Linked DNA regions of Homo sapiens: region 2 is linked to region 1. Evidence: chromatin loops called from intact Hi-C (ENCODE). Cell type or tissue: HepG2. All regions are shown on one strand. Each heading gives the region's core, and the rest is flanking DNA. Links, peaks and the distances in the headings are about the cores only. Region 1 holds the start of DSC2 (desmocollin 2). Region 2 overlaps LOC124904345 (a long non-coding RNA gene).

Region 1 (2,906 bases), core at 101-2,600:
TTCCGGGTTCCTCCCTTTGTCCTTCAAGATTGATTGGCGCCCAACGCCTTCTGCTTAAGACAAGGAGCACTTTTCCACACCTGTCGATTTTTTTCCTCTTCCAGGGAGCCAGGAAAAGTCCAATCGGACTTTTTATATCCCCAATTCCCCAGACGCTGCTCCCGGCATTGGCTTTTTGCGTCTTCAGGCTCCCCAACGAGATCCCATCGGTCAAGCCTGGGAAAGGGGCTGTCCCGCCCCAAATAAGGCCAACCACTTAGGCTCCCAGCTCTGGGAAGGGGTAGGGTCATTGCTGTAGTGCTCTTTAAAGAAAGAAAGAACCTGGGGCAAGGGGCGGTGGCGCGGGGGGCGGGTGGTGAGCAGAAAAATCGAGTCGCCTCTGGGGACAAGAAATCAGAAAGACCCTTCCTTCCTCCGAAGATTTAGGGAACTGAAGCCTCGCACGTTAAGAAACCACTGAAACTGTACAAATGCTCACCTAGGGCTCGCCGGTCGACAGTCCTCAGGAGCAAAGGGTCAAGATCCCCTCCCCCACCCGCCACTTCCCCCCGCCCTTCTCTCAGAGTAAACAATTCCCAGAAAGGCGAGCAGTTCCCTTTTTCACCCAAGGACACTCGCTCTCCGTCCCGGCCGCCCAGCGGTTCCCCTTTCCGTGGCCTGGGCAGGCGCTGAGGCACAGGGAGCCGCACGTTCCCGAGGCACAGGGAGCCGCACGTTCCCGAGGCACAGGGAGCCGCACGTTCCCGGGGAAGGTGCCAGAGGCCAGCTGGACGGCCCCGGCGCACTCCCGCCCCGGCGCACTCCCGCCCCGGCGCACTCCGACCCCGGCGCACTCCCGCCCCGGCGCACCCTGCTCCCCGGCGCGTACCCAGGGGCCACGATTTTGGCTGGGCGAAAGCGGCCCGCTCCCGCCTCTCCTTGAGTGCGCTGATTACATCTACCGGAGACACCTTCCCTTCCCTTGGGGATCCCAACTCTCAGGTCGCGATCCTCTTCCTATCTGCCCTCCCCCACCCCCGCCAACTCCATTTTCTAGCCACCCAGAGGCCCCTTCACCCCAGCTTTTCCCGCCACCCCCACCTATCCCCGTTCCCCTAGTTTTCCTCTGCACCCTAGGCGATCGCCCCCTTCCCCGGAGCGGTGGCCGCGGCTACACTCACCGCGAGGGTCAGCAGGAGCAGCCGGCAGAGGGCTCCGTTCCAGGAGCCGGAGGGGCGGGCTGCCTCCATGGAGAGGGCTCGGGGCAGGTCGCGGGCCGAGCGTCGGGCCGGGGTAGGAGGGCTCCGCGGGGCGAGGGCCGCGGCCGGAGCGCAGTCTGGGCCCGCTGCTCAGGAGGAGCGCGAGGCGGAGGAGGTGGGGCGCGCGGAGAGGTGCTTTTCTTAGCTTCTCTGAAGCGCCTGCCTCTCATCCAAGGGGCTTTTCCTTTGGCGGAGGGAGGGGCTCCAGACGCGTCCAAAAGACACCGATCGGCCCCTCCTTGTTGTCTATTTAAGACTTAAGACTTCATTTCTCTAAGAAAGCCACGGGTGGGAACTCCCTCTCGCCGCCACCCTTTTACCTGCGCAAGGTGTTTCTCACCAGCGGACGCCACCTATAAGGCCCATCTCCCCCACCACGCCCCGGTGTCCGCTCCGCCAGGCGAGATTAACAGCCGGCCCTGCCCAGCAGAAGCCCTGACTGCACAAAGACTCACTCCTGAGTGCGCGGTCGGCCCCGGCTCCGCCCTGCCCGCTGCCCTCGGCGACGGCCGTGGTCCCTGCCCTGGGGTCAATTACAGAGCGAGGTCTGAGCCGCAGAGGCTGGGTTTTAGGTCACAGCTGCCTGAGGCCCACCTGACAGAAAGTTGACTCCAGGGAGACTGTTACACACTCTACTGGAGTGAATTTCCTACACACACCCACAAGCAGTTCAGACATCATAGTCATCTGAGGCACCATTCTTTGGGGTCTTGTGTTTTTAGGAATTTACTGGCATGACAATGATACAAGACAATCGCCATAATTTAGAGACAAAAATACATATATACATACATACGTACGTAAAGTTAGGGAATCAAGGCGACTGCAAAATAATAAAATCGAGGGTGAGTTACTATAAGAAATGCATCCATTGAGGTCCTAGTCGTGGGCTACATGTGGTTACTGATTTTCTCCAAGAACATCCCTGGTCACAAATAGAGTTATAACTTATTTCCTATACCGGACTCCTGAACATCCAGTGGAGAGTTCTCACCTTCTTTACTACCATCAAAACCAGAGTTCATGGTGAGAAATGAATAAGAATGGGATAATTTACATTTTTATTTGAAGTGCACTTAAACTAAATGAATTATTGCAGCACACAATCTGGAAGATTAAGATATAAATGCTGTTTCTTTTAGCTCTTCAGAAAGCAATGACAAGGCATCTGACTCATCCTCCTGCACCTCTTTTCAATTACTGACTTAAACCAGGTAAGCCTGACCACAAAAGAGAAACTTGTCTGCTCCCTTTTATTTGGTTTAAGTTTCCTCAGGGATGTCCTGAGAATCCTATGTGAAAAGCCAACCCTGACACTCACACCATTTCGATTCTTGAAAATGTTCACCATCTTAACACCATTGTATGCCGAGCCAGAATTACTGCAATACTGAGTGTATATTTAAATTAAAAATTAATGTCAAACAGCGCATGCCTTACATTCTCTGTGTCTGTGCTATGCTCATGCCCTATTTTATTAACGAATGCCACTAATGAGCTGTTCTGTCTCCATATCCATAAAATTATCATTGACCCTTTGCTAGTAAAATAAGCCTGAGTCATCAGCATGAGACTATAATTGACATCCTTCCGTTTCCATATTTTTTAACACTCATAGTTTTCCATCAATGATACCATAAGCACACCTCATCCTATTAAAGATGACAT
Region 2 (2,906 bases), core at 249-2,748, 57 kb before region 1:
ATTACACTCAGCGCTCTATTAACTGTCAGTTTGGGGGACTCATATGAACCTTCTAAAAACGACTTTGTTCTTAGATGTGAATTATTGGTTTACTACTTACTGGTACCAAAATGAAATTTTTCAGGTGGTCAAAGGAATATCTACCACACAAAACCTTCTAAAACGAGGCTTACAGATTCTACATCATGCAACGACTATTTATCAGGGCCCGAAGTCGGCCAAGCTTTGTGTGAGGGCATGGAAGAAAGGAAATGCAGAAAATCTAGTTCCTGTCGGAAATAATTCAAAGTCAGAAAGGGACGAAAGACAATCATTCCTAGCCCAGTAGGCTACACTTTTTAATAGAGATGTCGTTTGTAACACCAGGGGGACATCCTCTTATTTCTCCCTAAACTGAATTTTAAGTTCCCCGAGTTCCCATCTACTGGATTCAGGAGGAAATCCCTCTCAGACATGAGATGCTACTCCTCGAAGTCCATTCAAAAGTTGCAAGGTCGGGAATTTCAGACAGCCAATTAATCATGAAAGGGTGTTATGACCTTCATTCATCTCACTCTGGCTCAAGTCTAATAGACTCCTCGTCGTCTAAGCCATGTATTCCCTGAAGTCTGGGGCTTCCCTGAAACTCATGAGGCTCAGCTTTAAGGGCTCAGACACTCTAAGTTGAGCTTCCCAGTGTGAATCTCCCAGGCACCCGTCAGTGGAGGTCTCTGTATGTAAGAGCTCTTCCAGTCTCAGAGAAAGTTCTCCAAACTTCTCTCCACTCCAGGGTTTTCACCTCCCATCCTCCACGTGCCTCCAGCATGACCTCAGAGAAAGCTTCTCAAAGTCACTTCCAGCCCCCCAGCCCTCAGAAACTCAAGTAGAATGGTTTTCTTGAACTTAGATGAGTAAAGGAGATGGCTAGCACCAATCTCCCTCCCTCACCACTTTGAATTCACTGTTAGAGTGAAGGGTTGAGGTGTTAAGGCATTTTAGAGGAGAGGATCTAACTTAGCTGAAGAAAGCTTTGAAGAAGCAAAATGTTGCGATAAGCCCAGCAAAGAAAAGGGAAAGGGTAGGAGAATGCTTCAAGATAACACAACATCAACAGGACATGAGAAGCTCTGGAGAGCCTTGTGAGAGTGCCCCAGGGTAAGAAAGCAGAAAGGGGTTGGTTCAGAATGGTTACATGCAATGGCTGGGAATTCGGTTAGAAAGATGGTTCATGACAAACCATGCTGAGGAATTTAATTTCATCCTGACAGAAATGGAGAACCATCCATTCAATGTGTGAAAAGGGTTAGTAACTACTGTTACAAAATTGTCACTTTTGGTGAGTTTGCACATATGAACCCATTTGTGCTGTAATATGGCTTTCTTTAATACCTAGGGAATGAAAGACTTTGAAGTGTTTGTCTTTATTCTAACTATTCTTAGTTTTTCTATGATTTCAACTCTATCTTCAGATTTATGAGAGTCTGGCCTGGTTAGGACTGTCCTTTGAAAGACTAAAACTCTAAAATTGCTATCCCCTGATTATTTTGACTGTGCTGTGTAATAGAGGATATTTATTGTTAAGCCTACTGACTAATATGACAATTGCTGTGAGCTTCCATTTTTAGCTTCCGCAAAATAAAAGTTGTAGGAATCTGCTTTAGAAAAACTCGAAGAAAACATATTATGGATATTTTTAACTTGTATTGCAAAATTCTAGGTGCAATACGAACATTAATAACTGAATGTAGTATTAGTAATGATTTTGGAATTTCCTGTTTGTCCACCATGAGTATATTAATCTAAGTCCTAATAAAAAGCAATGCATTTTTATCATATAAAGAAGAATCTTTACAACATAAATATGACTTGAGGATAAATTAAATTGCTTATATTTTTTGCTTATATTTTCCCATATAAATTATGATTTAAAATAGTTTGTTGATTTTTTTTCAAATATGAGCTTCAGTTTAGATATAGTTAGAACTGGATGCTTTCTATTATAAAATTAATTTTAAATCATCATGAGGTATCATAAAGCATAAAGAGTTTTCTGAACTGTCTTTATCTTAATACCCTATCCCTCAAACTGCAAAGTCAGTTGGAAGTCACTGCTAAAAGGATAATGAGCCAAAATGGGAAAATAATTTATTATTTTCCCTTGTTATGTTCTTAGTTTGAAGGGTAAGAGCAGCAATAACAAAGGATCAAAAATGGGAATTGACTTTAGACTAAAGAACAAAACTTCAGAAATTCAGGTGAATTGCAACATTTTCAGCAGAAAGCAAACAAGATAATGAAGAAGAGTACTCTTACTCTGGACCTATGAGAAATCTCTGACTACGGAAGAGCTAACTAGTCTTAGGAGGTGGGACCTGACCTCTGGCCCACGAGCCAGGCTGCCTTGCACAACTCAGCACCAACAGGTGCTAGTCTAACACACCTACTCATCTCAGTGGCTTACCTGGACGGTGACATGGCAACTGTAGGTTTCCTCAAACACTCCTACGAAATACCGCCAGGACAACTGTACAATGTTTGAGACAAACTTACGAGAAAGAGCAGAGGAATTTATGAAAAAAAAAGCTTGAATTAAAAACAAGTAAAAGATTTGTTTACACCTGTGGCACAAAAATGAGTTCCGCCATGGGACATGAACTCAGAAGCATGTTTGGAATATTATTTAGGATAAATAGCCGCAGTGTGACTAGAGGTTCTGCAGATTTCCCAGAGCACTATTGAGAACAGCCACCACATTTTGGTCATTTCAAAAGACTGCTGGGGCCTTGAGGATAACAGAAGGTTTAAGTCAAAAGTCAATTATAAATATCGCATTGCTGCCCACTACCAGAGCCGTCCCAGAATCCCTATGTGCCTCCTTCTCACCTATTTACCCATGGCAAGCACCTAATTAGCACTTGGTGCTAATT

The links. A loop is a pair of places that touch in the nucleus more often than their neighbours do. Peaks named below come from ENCODE experiments on the same cell type or tissue, not always from the same donor. Only the 100,000 strongest peaks of a DNase experiment are listed, where the experiment ranks them.
Region 2: a loop joins it to region 1, with 2.0 times the contacts of the local background. A loop is called at or near these places in 9 of 110 quality-filtered maps.

What each region holds. Positions count from the first base shown.
Region 1 is chr18:31,100,743-31,103,648 of GRCh38, forward strand. It overlaps DSC2 (desmocollin 2), which reads right to left and starts at 1,679. Exons shown (of 16, transcript NM_024422.6): 1 at 1,161-1,679. The coding sequence starts at 1,229. It overlaps DSCAS (DSC1/DSC2 antisense RNA), which reads left to right and starts at 846. Exons shown (of 4, transcript NR_110785.1): 1 at 846-981; 2 at 2,381-2,452. In HepG2, for the core only: a CTCF peak has its summit at 1,176 (motif pointing right); DNase peaks (open chromatin) are centred at 269, 669 and 1,739; H3K4me3 peaks cover 2,110 bases.
Region 2 is chr18:31,043,413-31,046,318 of GRCh38, forward strand. It overlaps LOC124904345 (a long non-coding RNA gene), which reads left to right. Exons shown (of 2, transcript XR_007066445.1): 2 at 1-1,814. Among named protein-coding and RNA genes, the nearest start is that of DSC3, 2.1 kb to the left of the region's middle. In HepG2, for the core only: no CTCF peak of the experiment used is centred there; no DNase peak of the experiment used is centred there; H3K27me3 peaks cover 836 bases.